Linked DNA regions of Mus musculus: all the other regions are linked to region 3. A link is a loop called in an ENCODE intact Hi-C map of the cell type or tissue named here. Cell type or tissue: heart. All regions are shown on one strand.

The links. A loop is a pair of places that touch in the nucleus more often than their neighbours do. Peaks named below come from ENCODE experiments on the same cell type or tissue, not always from the same donor. Only the 100,000 strongest peaks of a DNase experiment are listed, where the experiment ranks them.
Region 1: a loop joins it to region 3, with 7 times the contacts of the local background. A loop is called at or near these places in 14 of 42 quality-filtered maps.
Region 2: it touches region 3 in a loop (7-fold over the local background); 37 of 42 quality-filtered maps call a loop at or near these places.

What each region holds. Positions count from the first base shown.
Region 1 is chr7:25,537,054-25,545,053 of GRCm38, reverse strand. It overlaps Ceacam2 (carcinoembryonic antigen-related cell adhesion molecule 2), which reads left to right and starts at 5,050. Exons shown (of 9, transcript NM_001113368.1): 1 at 5,050-5,353; 2 at 6,121-6,480. The coding sequence starts at 5,290. All of the region lies in intron 6 of 4732471J01Rik (RIKEN cDNA 4732471J01 gene), which reads right to left. In heart, a CTCF peak has its summit at 3,408 (motif pointing right); no DNase peak of the experiment used is centred here.
Region 2 is chr7:25,595,787-25,603,786 of GRCm38, reverse strand. It overlaps Gm51473 (a long non-coding RNA gene), which reads left to right and starts at 1,524. Exons shown (of 2, transcript XR_003946731.1): 1 at 1,524-2,226; 2 at 2,934-3,125. It also overlaps the pseudogene Gm4607. In heart, a CTCF peak has its summit at 3,954 (motif pointing right); a DNase peak (open chromatin) is centred at 3,946.
Region 3 is chr7:25,421,341-25,429,340 of GRCm38, reverse strand. All of the region lies in intron 4 of 4732471J01Rik (RIKEN cDNA 4732471J01 gene), which reads right to left. It also overlaps the pseudogene Gm20949. Among named protein-coding and RNA genes, the nearest start is that of Cxcl17, 12 kb to the right of the region's middle. In heart, CTCF peaks have their summits at 2,775 (motif pointing left) and 4,720 (motif pointing left); a DNase peak (open chromatin) is centred at 4,730; H3K27me3 peaks cover 2,156 bases.

The DNA.
Region 1 (8,000 bases), 120 kb before region 3:
CAATGCCTCCAGGAATACGATACTGTTTTTGATTCACTATTTTCTTTGGCAGAGGCAACTCTAAAGGCTTCCATTTGGCCTTTCCAACCATAATAGCCCTCACTCTACAGTTCAGGGAACCAATATGAGAATTCTGCCAATTTCTGAGTATATCTATCCCAATTATACATTCTGGAACTGGGGAAATCACCACAGGATGTGTCCGGGGACCTACTGGACCTACTGTGAGTCGGACATCAGTCAAAACTCCATTAATCACCTGCCCTCCATACGCCCCTACTTTAACTGGAGGGCCACAATGTTTCTTGGGATCCCCTGGGATCAGTGTCAACTCAGAACCAGTATCCAGCAGACCCCGAAAAGTCTGATTATTTCCTTTTCCCCAGTGTACAGTTACCCTTGTAAAAGGCCGTAGGTCCCTCTGGGGAAGAACTGGAGAAAGGGTAACAGCAAAACCTTTGAGTGTCTTATCAAGATCCTTCCTCAGCGGAACCTGGCCACCCCTTCATTCAAGGGGTTCTGGATCTGCAAACTGTCTCAAGTCTGGAAATTGATTCACTGGCCGAGATTGCTGTTTACCACGATCTAATGTAGCCTTTCTTTCATTTGTTTGAGAATTTTTCTGCTTATACAGATCAAACAAATATGCAGTAGGCTTCCTATGTATTTCATTCCTGGAAACACCATGATTGGTTAGCCAGTACCAAAGGTCCAACCGAGTCATGCCATTATAAATTTCACCTCTCCTGTGCTGACCATTACTGGGTATGTTATTATAAACATTCTTTTGTCTACGCTGTCCATTATAATAACTAGAATCACCTTGTCTCGGGCGATTCAATGCTGCCACCTGGCCCTTGTTACCTCGGAATCCAACTAAACCCAGTGAATTTAATTCATCTAATTGAGCAGAAGCATCTCCAATGCTAAGATCTGGCACAAGGAAAAGGGAAAGAACAAAACCCTTCAAATGTGCTGGTGCCCCTCTCACCAATTTGCGTCTTATAGAGCTGGTGAAAGGCATATCTTCTGGACCTTCCCATTGTGGACAATTATGCTTTACACAATATATCCACTCTAGCATTGCAATTTCCCTAAGTCTTAAAATCCCTTCATTAACACTAAGCCATGGAATATCAGGCATCTCCAAGTCATTTCCAGTAGGCCATCTTTTGATAAACACCTCAGCCAACCATTCAAACAAACTTTTGACACCTTTTTTAACTATGCGAGCTTCCGTATTAAACCTAGAATCTCTACTCAGAGGACCCATGTCAATAAACTCAGCCTGCTCTAGTTTTATGTTCCTTCCACCCTTATCCCACACCCTTAAAATCCATTCCCACACATATTCACCAGGTTTCTGCTTGAATGAATTAGCAAACTCATTAAGCTCCTTAGTAGTGTAGCGAATTTCCTCATGGACTACACTTTCTACCTCCCCTCTAGGAGCCTGTTTTGCTTTGAGTCTGGTTACAGGTCTAGAAGAAACTATTGGTGGGCCGTGAGCAGACTCTGCAAAATTAATTTCCTCATGTGGGGAAGGCATTATTTCAAGAGGTGGGGCTGAGGGTACTACTTCCTCAGGTGGGGCAAACCCTTGAGAATCTGAGGATTCAAAATTCTCAGCTTCAACATGGTCTTCCCACACATCCCCATCCCATGTTGTAGGATCCCATTCTTTGCCAATTAGAGCCCTTACTTTAACTGTCGACACACTCTGAGGCTGAGACTTGAATTTTCGCTGTAGTTCAGCCAACCTTACAATGAGAGTTTCTGTTTGATTTTCTGCAACTTGAGCTCTATTGCTACAAGAGAGAAGATTCTCCTCAAGGACACACTTAGCAACTTTTAGATCGTTTACTTGTGTCTGGAGACTTTCGATTTTATCACACAACTCCTTCCTTTCATTCATCATTCTTTCCACAGATACTAAGAGCAGCCAGCCAGTAAAATCATTTTCCGATTTTTTCCCCATCTTGTAGAAAGCTTTGTGCACTGAATCACCTAATTCATTAAGAAAATCAAGGTCATTAGCTTCTTTAAGTTCGGAATATAGTTTCAACCATGGGTCTTCAAAATTCTCTGAGCTCCCAGGAGGGAGAGAATCTGGAGAGGTTTCAATAGTTGAAAGTGCTGGTGGATCAACAAGCCAATTCCAGTATTTTAAAAGATTCATCCTTGTACTTCTGTTACTCTAGAACCACTCCTGGTACCAAGTTCTGTATTAGTCAGGGTTCTCTAGAGTCACAGAACTTATGGATAGTCTCTAGATAATAAAGGAATTTATTGATGACTTACAGTCGGCAGCTCAATTCCCAACAATCGTTCAGTCACAGCTGTGAATGGAAGTCCAAGGATCTAGCAGTTACTCAATCTCACGCAGCAAGCAGGTGAAGGAGCAGGAGCAAGAGCTAGACTCCCTTCTTCCAATGTCCTTATATTGTCTCCAGCAGAAGGTGTAGCCCAGATTAAAGGTGTGTTCCACCACACCTTTAATCCCAGATGAAAGGCGTAGCCCAGATTAAAGGTGTGTTTCTTAAACTCGGAGATTCAATCTTCTGGAATCCATAGCCACTATGGCTCAAGATCTTCAAACCAAGATCCAGATAAGGATCTCCAAGCCTCCAGATAAGGGTCACTGGTGAGCCTTCCAATTCCGGATTGTAGTTCATTTCAAATATTGTCAAGTTGACAACCAGGAATAGCCACTACATCTGCAAAAAGTGATATTTTGACTTCTGCATTCTGATGATGGTGAGTGGTCTTGATTTCTGTTAGTAGGATTCTTATGTTTGCCTTTCGCCATCTTGTATTCTCTGGAGCTAGTTGTTATAGTTGTCTCTGGTTAGAGCTTGTTCCTCAGGTGATTATGTTAGCCTTTATCAGCAGACCTGGGAGACTAGCTCTATCCTTAGTTTCAGTGGTCAGAGTACTCTCTGCAGGCAAGCTCTTCTCTTGCAGGGAAGGTGCCCAGATATTTGGTGTTTGAACCTGCCTCCTGGCAGAAGTTGTGTTCCACTCACCAGAGGTCTTAGGATCCCGTGGCAGATCCTGTGTGGGTCCTTGCGGGTGTCTGCAGACTCCCCGGGCCAGGGACCACGGTGCAGCAGTGGGCCAGAAGGGACTTGAGCCCTGGGTCAGGCTGGATTATCTGCTTCCTTAATTAATGCAGTCTCAGGTCCTGCGCGATTGGATTGGAGCAGGCGCTGTGTTCCACTTACCAGAGGTCTTAGGATCCCGTGGCGGATCCTGTGTGGGACCTTGCGGGTGTCCGCAGACTCCCCGGGCCAGGGACCACGGTGCAGCAGTGGGCCAGAAGGGCTCCTCCACAGTTTTGAAAGCCTTGTTACCATCCATAGGGCAACCCAGATGTGAGCTGCAGGTCTCCTCCTGAACACCAGGGGGCGAAATTGGACCATATAATCAACAGAAAAAAACAGAAAAAAGGCATAACCACCCCTTGTATATTTTCTTTTTTTACATTTTAAATGTTTTCCCCTTTCCAGGTCTCCCCTTCAGAAATCCCCTATCCTCACCTCCCTTCCCCTACCTCTAAGAGGATGGTCCCACACCCACCCACTCTCATTCTCCTGCCCTGGCATTCCCCTACACTGGAATATTGAACAGCCTCAGGCCTGAGGGCCTCTCCTCCCACTGATATCCAATAAGGCCATCTTCTGCCACATGTGTGGCCAGGGCCATGGGTCACTAATGGATACAGAAAATGTGGTATATTACACAACAGACTACCAATCAGCCATTAAAAACAATGACTTCATGAAATTCATAGGCAAATGGATGGAACTTGAGAATATCATCCTGAGTGAGGTAACTCAGTCACAAAGGAACAAACAAACAAGATATTTACTCACTGATAAGTGGATATTAGCCCAAAAGTTCAGAATACCCAAGATTCAATTCACAGACTATATGAAGCCTAAGAAGAAGGAAGACCAAAGTGTGGATGCTTCACTGCTTCTTAGAAGGGTGAACAAAATCTTCACAGGAGGAAATACGGAGACAAAGTGTGGAGCAGAGACTGAAGGAAAGGCCATCCAGAGACTGCCCCACCTGGGGATCCATTCAACATATAGCCACCAAACCCATATGCGATAGTGGATGCCAGGAAGTGCTAGCTGATGGAAGCCGGATCTGTCTGTCTCCTAAGAAGCTCTACCAGAGCCTGACAAGTACAGAGGCAAGGTGGAAGCTCACAATCAACCATTGGACTGAGCATGGGGTCCCTGATGGAGGAGTTGGAGAAGGGACTGAAGGAGCCGAGGGGGGTTTGCAGCCCAGTGGAGGGAGCAACAGTGCCAAGAGGCCAGACCCCCACAGAGCTCCCGGGATCTGGATGACCAACGAAAGAATACGCAAGAACCTATCTTGCAACCTGGATTGCAGTTTCCATCCCAGTTGACACAACTGGAGCCAGCTCCCTCACGTAACCATACTCTGTCCTACTGGCTTTTTCCTGTATCTCTGAGAACTCCATTCTGCAAGGACAACCAATGTGGTCCCTTCCATCCTCCATCATCCATGGGAGAGATGGGAAATCCCAGGGCATTCACCAAGGAGAACAAAGCCATCCTGGGAATGTTACGGAGAGCATGGGCAGACCTGAATCACATTTGGCCAGCACCGGAAGCTGGGGAGGTCTTCCTGGCGCCCTCTATAGGAAGATGGAGCACACAGTCCTCTTTCCAGGACACACAGGTCACCTCCTCCTGCACACCCAGGATATGAAGCCCCTGAGACAACTTGTATCCTAGGATCAGACACATGACTGGTGTCATCAGTGACGATGGATCAGGTCCTACCCAGTCATCACTCAGCTAGGCCTTTCCTTAACCCTCCAGATAACTCTGCCACTTCCTGCCTGGAGTAAACCACACTTTGAGTGAGCACTGAGAACAGGGCACACAGGGCTCCCCTGAGGTTTATGTCACTCTAGGCTACAGGAAGTGCTGGAACTCCCTCTGCTGCTGACAGCCCCAAGGCCAGGGTATAGGACACATCTCAGCCTTTCTGCTCAGAGTATGTTCTAGAACACTGCTCAGAGTATGTTCTAGAACAATGAACTGGGAAGAGAGGAATAGAAGGATGGGAGGCCCGCACTGACAGAACAGCATTGTTAGAGTCACAGGCTCCACCCCCACCCCACGTGAATCTGGGAGGTGCCCTTCTCTGGGAGGAGAATCAATTCTGCTATGAAAAGCAGGGCAGATATCAGGGCAGCCAGGCTTAGCAGTAGTGTTGGAGAAGAAGCTAGCAGGCAGAAGAGACATGGAGCTGGCCTCAGCACATCTCCACAAAGGGCAGGTTCCCTGGTTTGGACTACTGCTCACAGGTAAGGAGATATTCCTTCCCAGTAGAGAGCAGGGGAGCTCAGAGACTGGCTGGGGTCTTCTGGGAGAGGAAAGGAACCTGAGAAGGGACATCTGGCTTCTGCTTGAAGCTTGACGGCAACAGGAAGCTCTCAGTGAGTGTGAATTGGCTAGTGGTGAGGAGAAACTCAGTTCTTCCCTATTGTTAAGTTTATCGCACTGGCTAGGATATCCTGAAGACTGAAGTCCACAACTCTGTCAGGGTGACTCTCCACATAAAAACCAAACTGGGGCAAGTAAATAGAATTATTGCATACTACACTAAGAAATTTGCAAATACACTAGGCTCTGGGACACTGATTTGCAAAGAGGTATATGAGCATGTTCCAAGCAGCAAGGGTTAAGCCAAAATCTACCTAGCCCTCCTCACAAAGCCCTAGTTCTATGTGCAGAACGGCAGACCTGCGAGGGCATCTAGGTGGGGTCAGGTTGGCAAGCACTTCAGAAAAAAACAAAGAAGAGAAAGGCCAGAAAATGAAGGCGCAGGGTCTTTAGAGGAGGAGGTCAGAGAAGATAGGCCTACACTCAGCAAAGACTCTGAGTGTGAGCTGGGATCTGAGGGCAGTGAGCAGTGAGCTGTGTGAATGCCGGAGAAGAGCGTTTCCTACAGTGGAAAGATGAGGAATGGAGGTGATCTGCTGGCCACCACCCAATAGGACACAGGCACAGCAAGGCTGAGAGGTTTTGCAAAGGTCCTAAGATTGATAGGTCTTTCTCTCTTCCCTCTTAGCCTCACTTTTAGCCTCCTGGAGCCCTCCCACCACTGCACAAGTGACTGTTATGGCTTTTCCACTCCACGCTGCTGAAGGCAACAATGTTATTCTAGTTGTTTACAATATGATGAAGGGAGTCTCGGCCTTTAGCTGGCACAAGGGATCTACTACGTCTACAAATGCTGAAATTGTACGATTTGTAACAGGCACTAATAAGACTATAAAAGGGCCTGTACACAGTGGCAGAGAGACACTATACAGCAATGGATCCCTGCTCATCCAAAGGGTCACCATGAAGGATACGGGAGTCTACACAATAGAAATGACAGATCAAAACTATCGTCGTAGGGTCCTGACTGGACAATTTCATGTACACAGTAAGTAATTCTCTGTAACCTCTGGGTCATGGGTAGAGCTAATCCTGCCTCCCACACAGCATTGACAATCCTAGATGACTCTACTATGTCCCTTACCTTGTGGAAGGAGCATTTAGTTCACGGCACACAGAGGGGAGAAAACCAGCAATAAACAGGGATGCCTTGCTTGGACCCACTCTTTCAGAAAAGAGATTGTTAGGTAACTCAGTCTGAGGATGTCAGACTCTGCACAGTAACTTAGGATGTGTACTGACTAGTTTTGTGTCAACTTGACACAGCTGGAGTGATCAAAGAAAAAGGAGCTTCAGTTGAGGAAATGGCTCCACGAGATCCAACTGTAAGGCATTTTCTCAATTAGTGATCAAGGGGGAAAGGCCCCTTGTGGGTGGGACCATCTCTGGGCTGGTAATCTTGGTTCTATAAGAAAGCAGGCTGAGCAAGCCAGGGGAAGCAAACCAGTAAGGAACATCCCTCCATGGCCTCTGCATCAGCTCCTGCTTCCTGACCTGCTTGAGTTCCAGTCCTGACTTCCTTTGTGATGAACAGCAGTATGGAAGTGTAAGCCGAATAAACCCTTTCCTCCCCAACTTGCTTCTTGGTCATGATGTTTGCACAGGAATAGAAACCCTGACTAAGACAGGATATGTATCCTGAGCATGCCCTTCAGGGCTCAAGCAGGGCCTCCCTGAGGAAACCATGAGAATCTCACGGAGAGGTGAGCACCAGGAAACTTTGCTCCAGACCCAGCCTGGACTCCAGGAACCCTGGGAAGTTGTTAGCCTGGGTTGAAATTTGCCCTCTTGTTAGAGCTGACAGGGACAATGGTTGATTGTAGGCTGTTGACAGCCTAGACTAGAGCCATGTCTGAGGTAGGTCACCTGGGTATCTCCTCCTGAGACCCAGTGTGCACTGCGTACATGGAGAGGTATGAAAGACAACCAGCCAACTGTTGTGATGCTCCTGTGAGACTTTCCAGGAAAATTGAGAGCCCTAAAATGATAGGAGGAAACCGTGTACAAATGGCAGCTCCTTGCTCTCCAGGGTGTCAGGCCCAGGGATTATTTCCTGCAGCAAATAGTAACAGACTCTGGTCTATGGAAGGTCAGATCATTGCTCCTTTTAAGGTTCATTTGCAGGCATGGCAATGATCATTTACCATATGTCCTATTATGGGGAAACTGAGGCAGGAAATACAGTCACTGAGTCAGGGTCACACAGGCGCTGGGTAGCACGAGTTTATCTGTCCAGAGCCACATCTTCAGCCTCCCCACCCTGGAGATCTTATTAGGCACTCGTTACTCTTTTAGATAATTTCTTGCACTCAGGCTTCTCTTTTGGGGGATCTCTTATTCATGTGAGTCAACACCAAACTCCCAACAAGAATGGCCCACCTTGTGGCCCGGCCCAACCTGAATGCTAGGCAACTGCAAGTCTCTTGTGTGAGGTATCTGACAGGCTGTGAGGATTCTCAGGGAAGCTCAATGGGAAGTGTCCTCACTGCCTATCTGTAGGACAGCCCC
Region 2 (8,000 bases), 170 kb before region 3:
AGGACCTTGAGATGGGGTGTTATCATAGGTGACCGGGTAATGAATCAGGTGGGTCTCATCAGAAGGATGGCCAGTGGAGTCAACAGGAGTCAGGATGCCGGACTCAAAAGTTTGGAGTGACACAGGAAAGCAGGAAGCTTCCAGAAGCTCAGGAGAGGAGAGCGTGGATTCTTTCCTAGAGTTTCCAGAAGCAGCCACGCCCAGTGTACCTACTTTATGCTTCAGAGTAGCAAGAGAATTATTTTCTCTCCTTTCAGTGCTAGGGACGGAAGTGTGATTGAAGTGTGTGTGTGTGTGTGTGTGTGTGTGTGTGTGTGTGTGTGGTTGTGTGTGTGTGTGTGTGTGTGCATATGTTGGTATTAGTGCTGGGACCATGGGTCTCACACATGCCATGCAAGCACTGGCTGTGGAACTGTACCTAGGTCTAGCCTTGCTCACCTAGTTGAACTACACCCCAGTGCTTTGTGGCTTTGGTTTGGTTTTGTTTGAAGAAGGGTCTCGTGTCGCCTAGGCCAGTGGCTATGAGTGATACTGAGCTCCTGACTCTCCTGTCTTCATTTCCCAAGTGTTGGGGTTACAGGCACACATCACCACACCCTGTAGCTTTAATTTCTCTCTTCTCTCTCTCTCTTTTTTTTTTGTTTAGCAGACATTTATTACTTTAGTTGATTTGAACAATCTCTATACAGTGACTTGTTTTGCCGAATAGAAAAGAATTTTAGGTCTCAAGACTTTGAGTCTACTATTTTCTGGAAATCAGATCATCCTTTTAAAATCTCCAAAGGGAAATCAATTTAATAAAAGCCTCAATTAGATTTTGATACCAAGCCAGCTGTTCAGGGACAATACTATTTCTTCCACACTCAGAATCACTGTGAGAAACTACTCCAAGGCTTGGCAGATAGAAATAAAATGTGGTGCAGCCTTTGTCAAATGTGAAGAACATCCAGGCAGTTACCGGCCACCTACCTATGGGTAGATTGTAAACAATGAAATCACACTACCAAAATGAACTATTCTTACCCGTGATGAATTGACTGGAATTGAGAAAATTCCACTTTTGGTTTTTCTTTATTGTGGACTGGGATAGAGACAATTTCTCTATACTGTAGGCAGTCCTGGAACTCGAGATCCGCCTGCCTCTGCACACACCAGCTGCTGGAAAAGCTTAATGTTTGCAATCTTGATCACAACTTATTATATTTGCTAGGTTGATATTAACTTGTAACCACAGTTACTAGCTTACAACTTCTAGTGGAAATAATCTGCCCTAAATAGGCCCCACTACATCCAGTGTTCAACCTTCACCATCCCCAAATCCATACTGTAGATCCAACAGAAAGTGAAACCTCTTCCAACAAGTTTATCTGGTCTTCTGAAAATATAACCCTGGATTCAATTTTCACAATGTGGGTTATAGTTGATCTCACTTGTCTACGCACAAAACAGGGTTGAAACGTGCTCTTCCTACGTATTTCTAAGCAAAATCCAGCTCTAAAGTTTGTACTCATCAAATTCCCAAGCAAGCCATCACGTCATCGAACCAGAAGATGCCATCATAAAGCTGTAGATTCTGTCTCGTGCACCAACACATGCAGGACTCGTTTCAGGACTCCCTTTTACCCTTTACAGGGTCTTACACACAGGACACCACATAGCACAAACACTATATATTTAGTCCCTTAAGCAGATAATACAAAGAAAGTACACCAGAAACAAGATGTGCCATCACCTGTAATTTTCAATTATTGCACTTTAACTTCTACATTTTCACAGAACACTCATGACAATCTGTAGACTACTTTTAACAAATAACACCTATAAGCAGAAACGGCTGTCCCAAATTGTTTATTGGATATGAATTTTACAAATATCACATGTATTAGCGGTAACGGTGGAGCTGGAAGAGTATTGCGCCTTCTCCAGGCCGCACGGCGGGAACCACCACGGCGTGGTGGAACTTGTGGCCCTGGCTCTTTCGGCCGGCAGATCTCTCTGCTTGTGGACTGGTTTGGTGATCCACTGGGTGTCTGGATTTCTTCTGATAGCTTTATGGAATGGATCAATGAGGATAACCTCAAAAAATGTATATGTGGAATCTTCACCAACCCAGTAGGAATTCAGGACTCCCAAAGCCTCACAATGGCGCCCAGCTCTCTCCTCAGCAACAGACTGAAGGCTTCCGGCAAGTTTCAGCCGGTTAACACCATGGTGGACAGGCTTGCCGTAAGTTGCATCCTTAGGAACCCGACGTTTGCGACCACCATGGCGGACACGAATCCTGTAAATGACAGCCTTGCTTAGCCTTGTACCCCAGTCTTCGAGCTTTCTCGGGCCCGGTGGGGTGGGGAGCCCTGTGCAGTGCAGAGGGCTGGCGGTGTTGCCAGCAGCGGACCCTCGACCTGCATCAGGGCATCACGGCTTCTGCCTCCATAGCTTTTGGATGTATTTGTATGCACCCATCTTGCCTCACCAGATGGCTGCCGCCAGACGAAAGGCAGCTTTAATTTTCCAATGCCTACTGTTAATGACGGTTCTTAAATGGTTTAACCTTTTTATGATACAGGGGAAGTGCCCTTGTGTAGAAATGATTCTTAGGAATTCCCTTCTGCAATTCCGTTCACAGGTCAGCAGCGGCGGCTCTATCCACTAGCAAACACTTCACGAACATAGCAGCATTCTAGTGCCGTAGATTCGGGATGGCAAATTCAAATTAGCAGTGGTGGCATGACCTGGCAGAAATTGCCAGGCCTCGGCAGGAGGTAGCAGGAGGAACCAGGACCATCAGGGATTTCAGGAGAAGTTCTCGGCAGTGCCTCTCTCAGCAAAGCAGAGATCAAAAAGCATTGCAAAGTCAGCTATGGGAGTGAGCCCCTCTCACTGTCCACTGAGTCCTATTTGTACACCTTCCAAACATCACGTGTCCTTTACAGGTCTTGCCTCACCACGTGTCTTGCCTCAGCACGTGAGTCTGACGTAGCCAAACTCCAAGTGAGTCTGAATCAGCCGACATCACTCTGCCAATCGGCCCGAGTCTACAGAAGTGGCAAGAAGCTGCCTAACATTACCAGGAGCGCAACAACACATGTAAGGCAGACCAATACATGCGTGTTGTTAGCAAAGAATCCTTCATCATGAGTCTTTTCATGTGCTTGCTCAGCGAAATGTTCCTTCTTGACTCTGCCGTAGCAAAACAGCCTTTCACCTGTGTCTGCTTCAGTGAAACATTCTTTGACATAATGGACTTTCCAAAGAAACCACGAGGTTCCACTTTAACACCCAGCCTGATGGCATGTTGGAGGCTGAGCTCAGGGTTTCATACACTAGGCTAGCCCTCTACCAGCTGAGGCACATCCCCAGACTTCTTGCCTCCACCTTTGGCTTTTGAGACAAGGTCTCATTATGTCTCCTTAGAACTCAACATATAGACTCTGTCGGACCCGTATTTGTGGTGATTCTCTGGCCCCCACTTCCCAGGTATTGGGATTATAGGTATGTGTCACCACACCCAACTAATTTTGTGGGTTCCTTCTTTTCTTTCAAAACATCTTTTGTTTTCTCTCTCTCTCTCTCTGTATGTGCGCGCGCACACGTGAAAGAGATCCAAGGATTTAGAGCCAAGAGATGGATAGAGTCAGTGCAGGCCACACCCCATGCTGATGTGTTCTACTTTACATTTTAAGACACCTTTCTCAGTACTGTCCTCCCACTGTTAACATCCTCTGGATGCATAGCCCTCCCAATTCAACTTCGAGTTCCCAGGACAAATCTCCAAGCGTACCTGAACTTACCCTGTACTGGATGGAGTCGGGACATCTGGGAGCAGAGAATGATGGTCCTGCAGCCTGGAGGTCAGAGCCCACTGTGCTCAGGTCAGGCTAGCCCACAGCAGTTGGAGCCCAGTCACAATATCCCTGCTACCGCCCAAACATGAGCTGTAGTTCTCCGAATAAACACGAGGGGGCGACATTGGAACATACAATTAATACTCAGACTTCTTTTCCCCAGAGCTTTACGTTACTTTTGCAGACTGGTTTCCATCCTTGTCTCAGCAGATCTGGATCTCCCTCCCAGGAGCTCGCTTTGACTTACTGGCTCCTTCTCATGTCTTCGAGGAATTCCTTCTGTTAGGGTCATAACTCATGAAGATGATAAGGTGGCCACAGGGGAAAGAGTGAGAAAGTGACTAGAGATACACCCCGAACCATCAGACTTGAGCCACACTCAGCCAGCACAGGATGCTGGGAAGTCTCTCTGAAACCCACAATAGCCTTTTTAGGACACACCTACACACCCAGGTGGAGGAGAAGGTGGGAAATCCAGGAGGCAGAAAGAACTCTGGATAAAGCCAGGTAATGGAGATTCTCCCAGAAAGATGAGAGGGGACAGACACATGGTACCTGAGCATGGGTAAGCAGCCTCATGGTAGAATGTAGATTAGAGTAAATGGGTTATAGTAAGTTATGATCTAGTTAAAAAAAAGAAGGAAAGAAAGAAAGAAAGAAAGAAAGGAAGGAAGGAAGGAAGGAAGAAAGAAAGAAAGAAAGAAAGGGAGGGAGGGAGGGAGGGAGGGAGGGAGAGAGAGAGAGAGAGAGAGAGAGAGAGAGAGAGAGAGAGAGAGAGAGAGAGAGAGAAAGAAAGAAAGAAAGAAAGAAAGAAAGAAAGAAAGAAAGAAAGAAAGAAAGGAAGAGCCTAGCTGTATGGCCAAGGTGTCTGTAAATATATTTTGAGTCTGAGCCTTATTTCTGGAGCATGGGGCATAATGTCTACCCTTGTCTGTTGGTGAGAGTGGGGTGTCATTGTGTTGGGTCAATCTGTGGCTTTAGATCAGAGAGCATTTCTTTTGTGAAAGTCAGTGCTCCCAAGTTTGGTGCGTCAATATATGGAACTGTAATGTCCTCGTGGTGGAACTGTCCTTTGCCTTACAGAAGTTTTACAATTTCATGAGGTCTGATTTACTAATTGTTGATCTTAATGCCTGAGCCTTTGGTGTTCTGTTCAGGACGTTGTCTTCTGTACCAGTGCGTTCAAGGCATTCCCCACTTTCTTTTCTATCAGATTTGGTGTTTCCGGTTTCAGGTTGAAGTCTGTGGTCCACTTATACTTGAGTTTTGTGCAGGGTGATTGTTGCTGTAGTAGATTAATCTGCTCTACTCTCCCCAGCGGCAGCAGTGCGAGTTCCTTGCTATTTGCCCCAATACTCTGGATTCTTGAATGAAACACACACACACACACACACACACACACACACACACACACACACACACACACACACAGCCTTATATTTAATATGCCTTAAATAGTTCAATGGCTGGACCACTTCCAAACTTCCATGTTGCTAATGCCTCCCCTCTGATACACCTGAGTTATTACTTACTAAAATCTATATCCATCTTTGCTATTCTAGACCTGTTCTTCCTGGCCCTTACATGAATGAGTGTATGTTTTCCCTTTGGCAGCTCTCAAGCTTGGATCTTAATCTTCCCCGGCAGAGCAGTTCTCCTTCTTCCTTGTCCCCTTGCCTGCGAATCCTAAAGTCTCGCCTCTATCTCCTTGCCCACCCATTGGCTGCTGGCAACTTTATTTACCAATCAGAACCAGCCGGGGGCAGAGACCCTCAGTGTCTCACCTGTGGGTGCCATTTTGGGAACCCACAGTGCAAGCGTAAAACCAAATCCACAACAGGTGATCAATGTTGATCTATCTGCATTCTTCTACGTGCAGATATCCAGTTAGACAAGCACCATTTGTTGAAGATGCTTTCTTTCCATTGTATGATTTTGACTTCTTTGTCAAAACAAGTGTCAGTAGGTGTGTGGATTCATTTTAAGGTTATCAGTTTGGTTCCATTTATCAACCTGTCTCTATACCAATAGCATACAGGTTTTATTACTATTACTCTGTAGTACAGCTTTAGGTCAGGGATGGTGATTCCTCCAGTTGTTTTATTGTTCATGATTGTTTTAGCTATCCTGGGTTTTTTGCTTTTCCATATGAAGTTGAGAATTTGTCTTTCAAGGTTTGTAAAGGCTTGTGTTGGAGTTTTGGTGGGAATTGCATTGAATCTATAGATTGCTTTTGGCAAGATGGCCATTTGCACTGTTAATCCTACCTATCCATGAGCATGGGAGGGCTTTCCATCCTCTGAGATCTTCCTCAACTTCTTTCTTTAGAGACTTGAAGTTATTGTCATACAGGTCTTTCACCCACTTGGTTAGATTACTCCCAAGATATTTTATATTATTTGTGGCTGTTGTGAAGTGTTGTCTCCCTATCTTCTCAGCCCATTTATCATTTGGATAAAAAAGGGTTATTGATTTCTTTGAGTTAATTTTATATTTAGCCACTTTGCTGAAGTATTACCAGCTGTAGGAGTGTTCTCTGGTAGGTTTTTTTTGGGGGGGGGGTTGCTTATGTATACTATCATATCATCTGCAAATAGTGATATTGTGACTTCTTCCTTTCTAACCTGTATCCCCTTGATCTCCTTTAGTTGTCTTAGTGATGTGGCTGGGACTACCCTGAAGAGATAGGAAGAGAAGCTAGAACTTCAGCTATATTGAAAACACAGGGAGAGAGTGGGCAGCCTTGTATTGTCCCTGGTTTTAGTGGAATTGCTTTGAGTTTCTCTCCATTTAATTTGAGGTTGGTTATTATTGGCTTGCTGTATATTGCTTTTATTGTGTTTATGTATGCACCCCACATCCCTGATCTCTCCCAGACTTTTACCATGAAGGGATACTGGATTTTGTCAAAGGCTTTTCAGCGTCCAATGAGATGATCATGTTTTTTTTTTTTTTCTCCTTTCTTTCAGTTTGCTTATATGGTAGATTAAGTTGATATATTTACAGATATCAAACCACTCCTGCATCCCTGAGGTGAATCTGGCTTTATCATAGTGAACGATGTCTTTGGTGTGTTCTTGCATTCGGTTTACGAGTATTTTATTGAGTATTTTTGCATTTCATAAGGGAAACTGGTTTGAAACGCTCTTTCTTAGTTAGGTTTTTGTGGGGTTTAGGTGGCTGTGGCCTCATAGAATGAGTTTGGTAATGTTCCTTCTGCTTCTGTTTTGTGGAATAGTTTTAGGAGTATTGGGATCAGCTCTCCTTTGAAATCATGGTCGAGTTCTGTGCTAAAACCATCTAGCCAGTGGCTTTTTTTCAGTTGGGAGTCTTTTAATGACTGCTTCTATTTCCTTAGGGGTTATAGGACTATTTAGATAGTTTACTTGATCTTGATTTAACTTTTGTAAATGGTATCTGTCTAGAAAAATCATCCATTTCATTTAAATTTTCAAAGTTTGTGGACCACAGGCTTTTGAAGTAAGATTTAATGATTCTTTGAAAATCCTCAGTGTCCATTATATCTCCCTTTTCATATCTTATTTTGTTGATTTGAATACTGTATCTCTGCCTTTTAATTAGTTTGGCCAAGGGTTTGTCTATCTTGTTGATTTTCTCAAAGAACCAGCTCTTCCTTTTGTTGATTCTTTGTATTTTTCTCTTTGTTTCTAATTGACTGATTTCAGACCTGAGTTTGATTATTTCCTGCCATCTATTCTTCTTGAGCGCATTTGCTTCTTTTTTCTCTAGACCTTTCAGGTGCATTTCTTTCTTTCTTTCTTTTTTCTTTCTTTCTTTCTTTCTTTCTTTCTTTCTTTCTTTCTTTCTTTCTTTCTTTCTTTCTTTCTTTCTTTCTTTCTTTCTTGAGACAGGGTTTCTCTGTGTAGCCCTGGCTGTCCTGGAACTCACTCTGTAGACCAGGCTGGCCTCGAACTCAGAAATCTGCCTGCCTCTGCCTCCCAAGTGCTGGGATTAAAGGTGTGCGCCACCACACCCAGCATCAGGTGCACTTTTAAATTGTTAGTACAAGGACTGCCTAATTTCTTTATGAGGGCACTCTTAGTGCTATGAACTTTCCTCTTAGCACTGCTTTAATGCTGTCCCATAAGTTTGGGTTATGTTGTGCCTTCATTTTCATTGTATTTTGGAAGGTAT
Region 3 (8,000 bases):
TTTTGAGACAGTGTGTCTCTGTGTAGCCTTTGATAGGAACTCCCTATTACATCAGGCTGACCTGGAACTCACAGAGATCTGCCTGCCTCTGCCTCCTGAGTCCTGGGATCAAAGACATGGGCCACCACCTTTTACTGAACCAAGCTCCAACCTAAGGTTCTATATCATATTTACCTGTTTCGTGCCTTTAAAGGTTATTTTTAGTAGTGGGTATTTCTGTTTTACTTTGATTTTTGATTTGAAGTCCTGGTGATTGAACCCAAGGTCTAGCACACTCTAGCAAAGTGTTCTACCTCTGAGCTTATCTTCAATTCCCTTAGTCTTCTCTAAATTGGTAGAGTTGTTCCAAGTTTTTGTCTTCATGACCATAACATTTTGATTTAGTTCTTTTGTTTGGTTTGGTTTTTTTTTAAGATTTATTTATTTATTATAAGTACACTGTCTTCAGACACCCCAGAAGAGGGTGTCATCTCATTACAGATGGTTGTGAGCCACCATGTGGTTGCTGGGATTTGAACTCAGGTTAAGAGCAGTCGGTGCTCTTAACCTCTGAGCCATCTCTCCAGCCCGTTTGCTTTGTTTTTGAGGCAAGTCTCGTTTTTGTAGTTCAGCCTGGCCTGAGCTTGCTATGGAGCTAACTGTTCTTGGAAGTGGCCCAGATGAACTTGAGGAGCTGATGAGGCCTGGGGTTTATTCAGTCGGTTGGTTTTTGTTAGGTTAGGTTTTCACTGTTGCCGCAGGAGGGTGGTGGTGGTTATTTTCAGCCTAGGTGCCTCTCCAGTGTGCTACACAATCCGGGTGGACCTTTAGTTCCTGACCCTCCCATCACCACCTCCCAAGTTCTGGGATCATAGACCTGAGCCTAGTGGTTTCACTTTTGCTGGAGGCAAGGTTCATGCTGGCCTGGAATTTGTGAGCCTTATACCTCTGGCTCCTCAGTACTACTCCCATACCTGGGTGACCTTAACATTTTCTGAAGAATATTAGCCATCTGTTTTTTGGTGTGATGGGAGTGGGGATGGGGCTTGTGATAACCCTCAATTCTGGCTCACCTAATATTTCTTCAGGGTTAAGTTCAAGGTGTGCACTTTAGCCAGGTAGCAGAGGAGTGACACCGTGTCTCCCGAGGTCAGCAAGTGAGGTGCCCAGGGTGCTGGGCATGGAGCACCTAGCTATGCTTCCTCACTATAAAATGACTATATTACTTGGAAACATTATTTTATTTCACTTACTACATTTTATTTCCTGGAAGGAGCGAGCAAACCACGCAAGCATTTGGAGGTTGGAAAACAGCTTAGAAGAGGAGACTCCTTCCTCCCACCTGGGGAGCCAACACAGACCTTGAGGCTTGCTGGCAAATGTCCTCACCCACCGAGCCATCTTGGGAGCACTCTTAAACTATCAGTGCCTGGAAACACAGAATAATCAAATGAGCCTCCCTTGGGGCCTGGGGCAGGCCCTGGAAGGTGGTCAATGTCTCAGATTCTAACAAACAACCAGAACTGAAAACCAACAGTGAAAACTGGAATTCTGAAAAGCAACATTGGGCCTCTCTTCTCAAAACATAACCAATTAAGCAGATGTAACTAAACTTGAACTTTGGTGGGAACCCATAGCAGAAGAAAGGCCAAAATTCCCCGGGTTGGGAGAGCACTTAATGAACAAGGAGCTGAGTGATATAAAGAAAATGCTGGCCATAAGCAAGCCCCCCACCCTTTCTGCTCCAAGCCTCAGGGAAATCTTTGCTTCATTTCATGAAATGCACAGCACACGATGGCTGAAATAGCCACTGGCAGGAAACTACAACTCCTGTTGCAAATACCCAGCCTTCTATACCAAGATACTTCTTCTGACTAGGGTTGAAAGCAAAATCTATAAGAGTCAGGTCGGGGGCCCTGGGCTTCCCTTGAAGAACCTGTGCTATCTGAGTGCCAGTTATGCTTTGTCCTCAATGTCTTCTGAAGCAAGAGGGTAGGGACTCGGTTTTAAGATTACAAAATAGGAAAGTGTGCCCATCTCTCAAGCTCCGGCTGCTGAAGCAATTCTCACAGGGCTTAAGTCCTTACTGTGCCTAATTTCCTTAAAGCATTTATCAGAGTTTCATTTACGAATTTCATCAGGTCTAGAGAGCTAGTTGGGCAGTATGTGCACTCGCTGCTCTTGCAGAGGACCTGTGTTCAGTTCCTAGCATCCACATCTGGTGGCTCACAGTCGCCTACAATTCCCCCTCCAAGGAATCTGGCGCCTCTGGCCTCCTGAGGCATCTGCATTCACATACAGACACATAATACTTTTTAATGTTTTAAGAAAAGGTCTCACTGACAATATAGCCCTGGCTGGCCACAAACTCACAAAGACCCACTTGCCTCTACCTCACAAGAGCTAGAATTAGACTTGCAACATCATGCCCAGCTAAAAATTTTAAGTGATAATAACTTAAATGTTTTCATCAATCCCTCCTGGAGACGGAATAGCTCATGACATGAAAAAGAGACCAGCAAAGCGTACAAAGAGGAAGAGCCCTGAGGAAAGCTATCCCTAAGGTATTCACGAAGCTACCAGGATCTGACTCTTGATTGCAGAAGGAGCTGTCGCAGCATTAAAGACAACGCTCAAGCTCTCATAAAAGACTAAAAAGGGGGCTGGAGAGATGGCTCAGAGGTGAAGACACTGACTGCTCTTCCAGAGGTCCTGAGTTCAATACCCAGCAACCACATGGTGGCTCACAGTCATCTGTAATGGGATCTGATGCCCTCTTCTGGTGTATCTGAAGATAGTGACAGTGTACCCACATACATGAAATAAATAAATCTTTTAAAAAAAAAAGACTAAAAAAGAAAATTAGTCCCATCGCCCCATTAACATATAGCCACTATAAACTGATGCACTAGCTGCTAGCTGATACATGGGTGAAATAATGAGCAAAAGATCAGGGCCATTGGGTGAGGAATGTCTGGGACGTATTTCCTGAGAGAGGCAGGTTTGGGCATCTGAACAGTAGGACTACTACGGAAACAGGAGACACAAAAGCAAAAGGAGCCAGGCATTGATCGCTGTTGTAGATGCTCATTTAGCAGTTCTCAAGAAAGTAGTCTAAATTTTTTTCCATTTATTCATTTTAACAACACATGAGGTTGCCTCAGCAGGGGTTGCTGGTCCCTCAGAAAGGAAGGTGATTTGCCAAGGTCAGTGGTACCCTTGGAATTAGAAACCAGCTTGTCTAACTCTAGAGCAGACATTACCACTGTCGAGAAAGAGTAGTGAACCCAGTTTAGGAAAGGGGAGGAAACAGGGATCACCATTACAGAAAGATGTGGTTGAGAAACCAGAAGTTAGGTAAACTTGCTAAAGTGGCTATGTTGAAGGACCATGAAAACTAGGCAGAAAAAAAAAAAAAAAAAAAAGCTGGGCGTGGTGGCGCACGCCTTTAATCCCAGCACTTGGGAGGCAGAGGCAGGTGAATTTCTGAGTTCGAGGCCAGCCTGGTCTACAGAGTGAGTTCCAGGACAACCAGGGCTACACAGAGAAACCCTGTCTCAAGAAGAAAGAAAGAAAGAAAGAAAGAAAGAAAGAAAGAAAGAAAGAAAGAAAGAAAGAAAGAAAGAAAGAAAGAAAGAAAGAAAACAAACTAGGCAGACACACTTAAAGGAAACCCGTGATTGCCAAAGAACCTCTGAAGGTTTGGGGTACAGAAGTCATCGAATGATACCTTGAGCGAGGAGTTCTGGGTTCTAAACAAGAGAAGCTGCTGGAAATGTCAGAGGAGCCATGGGATGGAGGAGTGGGAACGACACTTAGGAGCAGAGCCTGGACTTAAGCAGGAGTCATGCTGGAGGGACAGGTAGGGGAACCTTTAATTGCAGCACTCAGGAGGCAGAGGCAATGATCTCTGTGATCTACATAGAGAGGTCCAAGCCAGCCAGAGCTACACACTGAGATCCTGTGGTATGTTAAAGTCATAGCTACACCAGACAGGCTAGATGCTCCCTCCAGAGTCTGTTCTCACTTCATCCACAAATCAACACAGGTGCAATGAAAATTCATCTCTACCGTGATCTCTTGTTACGTAGTGTGACCCACCACCACCCAGCAGTGATAGCTTACCAAATCCTAGCAGTGGGTGGATGTGTTAGGGGCCAGCCTAGGAAACAAGACCAGAGCAGCAAAGTGAAAGACATGTTGGGGAGGGGAGAGAGAGAGAAGGACAGAGGCAGGGACAGAAGAGGAAGGGAGAGGGCTTTCAGTCTCCACTAGAAGTATCAGAATTGGGGGCTGGAGAGATGGCTCAGCAGTTAACAGCACCGACTGCTCTTCTGAAGGTACTGAGTTCAAATGCCAGCAACCGCATGGAGGCTCAAAACCACCCATAATGAGATCTGATGCCTTCTTCTAGTGTATGAAGACAGCTACAGTGTACTTACATATAATAATAAATAAATCTTAAAAAAAAGTATCAGAATTGTATTTAAACAACAACCTTGTGTGTTCTGTAAGCTCTTCTCTAAAGTATATTCCGATCTAGATGTTAGTGTCCACAATTCTGTCACTCTACAGAGATCCAGGGTGAGGGGTGGGTGGGTGGGGGGTGGGAGGACAGACAGGATGACACAGTTGACCTAGTCACCTAATGCACCCCTTTCTAATCCTAACAGCCTGTCTGGCTTGCTCACTAGGAAACTCCAGTGAGGAAGTGCTGCCACCTTGTGACCATGACTGGTAAAACATACTTAACAGTTCTCAATGGGAAGGTGCCAGGAGGAGGGGACACCAAGTCACAGATGTGGGGAGTGAATCACAACCGCTCATTTTAACAGCACAGCCCACATCACAGAGCACTGTCACAGTTAAGATGAACCCTAATTCTTTCCATTATTACATCTGTATTTGTCACGTGGGTGCACCTGTGGACGTTAGAGGACAACCTGCAGAGTCAGTTCTCGTCTTTCACTGTGAGTCCAGGGATCAAACTCAGTGATGACACCTTCACTGAAGAGCCATTGTGCTGACCCTCAAAGAAGTTTTTATGATTCCGAACAATTTGGTGTCCGTGGAAAACCTAAGTTCCATGCTAAGCACTAACAGTGCAGCCCTCAAAATCATCAGGACTGGGGGGCTGGAGAGATGGCTCAGCAATTAAGAGCACTGACTGCTCTTTCAAAGGTCCTGAGTTCAAATCCCAGCAACCACATGGTGGCTCGCAACCATCCATGAGATCTGATGCCCTCTTCTAGTGCATCTGAAGACAGCTACAGTGTACTTACATATTAATAAATAAATCTTTTTTCTTTAAAAATCATCAGGGGCTGGTGAGATGGCTCAGTGGGTAAGAGCACCCGGCTGCTCTTCCAAAGGTCCCGAGTTCAAATCCCAGCAATCACATGGTGGCTCACAACCATCCGTAATGAGATCTGCCTCCCTCTTCTGGGGTGTCTGAAGACAGACAGCTACAGTGTACTTACATATAACCAATAAATAAATCTTTAAAAAAAAATCATCAGGACATTGTTTTCAGACATCTGGGCCTGATGAAGTGCCAGGAAATAAATGTAGGGTTCCCTGGTCACTTGCGCTCTGTGGTGCTGTTTTATCTCGTGCCTCTCTTCAATCCTGGCCCTGGTCCTGACAAGCACTGGAATTAGCCAGTATCTGAGATCACCCACCACGAGCCCCTCCATTTCTTTCCGTAGGCATATCTGAAGCCCTGCACTCTCCTGTAAGTTTAAGCCAAAGGTTCGCAATTTGTGTATTGAAACCCCTTTGGGAGGAGGAGAGATCAGATGACTCTTTCAAAGGGGTCACCTAAGGTATTTACATTATGATTCTTAACAGCAAAGTTACAGTTATGGAGTAGCAATAAAATAATTTTATGGTTGGGGGTCAGTACAACCTAAGGAACTGAATGTAAGGGTCATTAGGAAGTTGAGAATCACTAGTTTAAGCTATGATGTGAGATTTGTTTAAAAAAAAAAAAAAAGGAGGAGGAGAAGGAAGAGGAGAAAAAATAAAAAGATCCGTGAAAAGAGGCACGGGGCTGGCCACAGCCCAGGTAGGAAGATGCTGCAGATGTAGGATCCCACTCTCACTGTGAACACGGTCCAGCAGGGAAGAAAGCAGTCCTGAGCACTGCTGCTCTGGCTGGACGGTCCTAGAATTCAGCGTCTGCTGTGGTCTCCATGCTTGACCATGGAGAGTGACGGGAGAGCGCAAGGCTTCAGAGTTTGTCTCTGGAAAAAGCTGGAGGGGTGAACACAAAATTGTTTTCTAGAACTCACTATGTGATTCAAAAGGCACACAGGCTGCGCGGCCGGCCCCGAAGCGCTCGCCTAGCAGGGCCCCGGCTCCGCGTCGGGCGCTGAGCAAAGCTGGGGCTGCAGGCCAGGTAAGGAGGGCGCGCGCGGCCCTCAGCCCCGCTCGGCTGCTCCGAGGAAGTTCTCCTGCGCGGCGGATGCTCTTCTGCCTGGTCCAGTCCCATCCTGGTGCTGTCTATGTGAGCCCGCCGGCTGCGCGTCCTCCCAGCACTGCGCTAGGTGCAGTCTGTCAGAAGGTCAATGTCACGCCAGGGCCTGATGATGAAGCGGACCTTGCTGTGCTGGCCCCTGTCTTGCCTCTTTGTGCTGCTGCCCTGGCCCCTGGCCACTCCAACACCAATAACTCCTTGGCTGTGTCCACCTGGCAAAGAGCCTGACCCGGATCCAGGACAGGGCACATTATGCAGAACTTGCCCCCCAGGCACCTTTTCAGCCTCAGGGGACTCCTATCCATGTCAGCCTCATTACCGCTGCAGCCTTCAAAAGAGGTTGGAGGCCCAGGCTGGCACAGCAACTCGTGATACAATGTGTGGAGACTGCCAGCGTGGGTGGTTTGGGCCACAGGGAGTTCCTCATGTTCCCTGTCAGCCATGTCCCAAGGCACCACCAAGTACTGGTGGCTGTGATGAGTCAGGGCGGCAGGGCGAACCTCGGCAGCCTGGGAATGGCACTCGGGCAAGCGGTCCTGAGGAGACGGCTGCCCAGTATGTAGTGATTGCCATCGTTCCTGTCTTTTGTCTAATGGGGCTTCTGGGCATCCTGGTGTGCAACCTGCTCAAGCGGCAGAGCTACCATTGCACAGCCCAAAAGGAAGTCAGGCCCAGCCCTGGTGGAGGAGGCAGTGGGATTAATCCTGCCTATAGGACAGAAGATGCCAACGAGGACACCATTGGAGTCCTGGTGTGCCTGATCACAGAGAAGAAAGAGAATGCAGCAGCCCTGGAGGAGCTGTTGAAAGAATATCACAGCAAACAGCTAGTACAGACAAGCCACAGACTTGTACCCAGGCTGCTGCTAGCCTCACTCAGTATGCCCCACATCTGCCCGCATCACCACCACCTCCACACTGTGCAGGGCCTGGCCTCACTCTCTGGCCCCTGTTGCTCCCGTTGTAGCCAGAAGTGGCCGGAGGTGCTGCTGTCTCCTGAGGCAGCAGCTGCCACCACTGGAGGTGGGACCATCTGCCCCACTGAGGAAGCATCCTGCGGCACAGCACGTGAGCAGATCAAGAGCCCACCTTATCCCTGCAGCCCCGGTCACTTCCATGCAGGGTGCTGTAACCCTGTGCCTGCCCTGAACACATCATAGGAGCCCTCTGTCCCTTAGAGGTCTGGTTTGGTGAAGGAGTGGTATCTGTACCTGGTCCCAAGCTTGTACCTTAGGAACTAGCCACTCTTGCCCATGTCCTGGACCCTGGATGTGACTCCCTCTCTTCTGGCAGGCCCTATAAAGGGAAGGGGTAGCAAAGAGCCCTGTGCTGGTGGCAGAGTACCTGGGTTCCAATCCTGGGCTTATCCCTAGGTACAGATTGTGATCTTAGGGAGGAGAGTTCAGTTCCCAGGACCTCTCCAGCTCTTTGCAGATTCTGGGCTGAGTCCTGTTGGGGGGAGCTTGACTTTGCTACCCTCCCATTAGTAGCTTTATCTGGCCTGTTTTTGCTGCTTCCTGGGCCTTGGCCTTCATGGCTCCCAT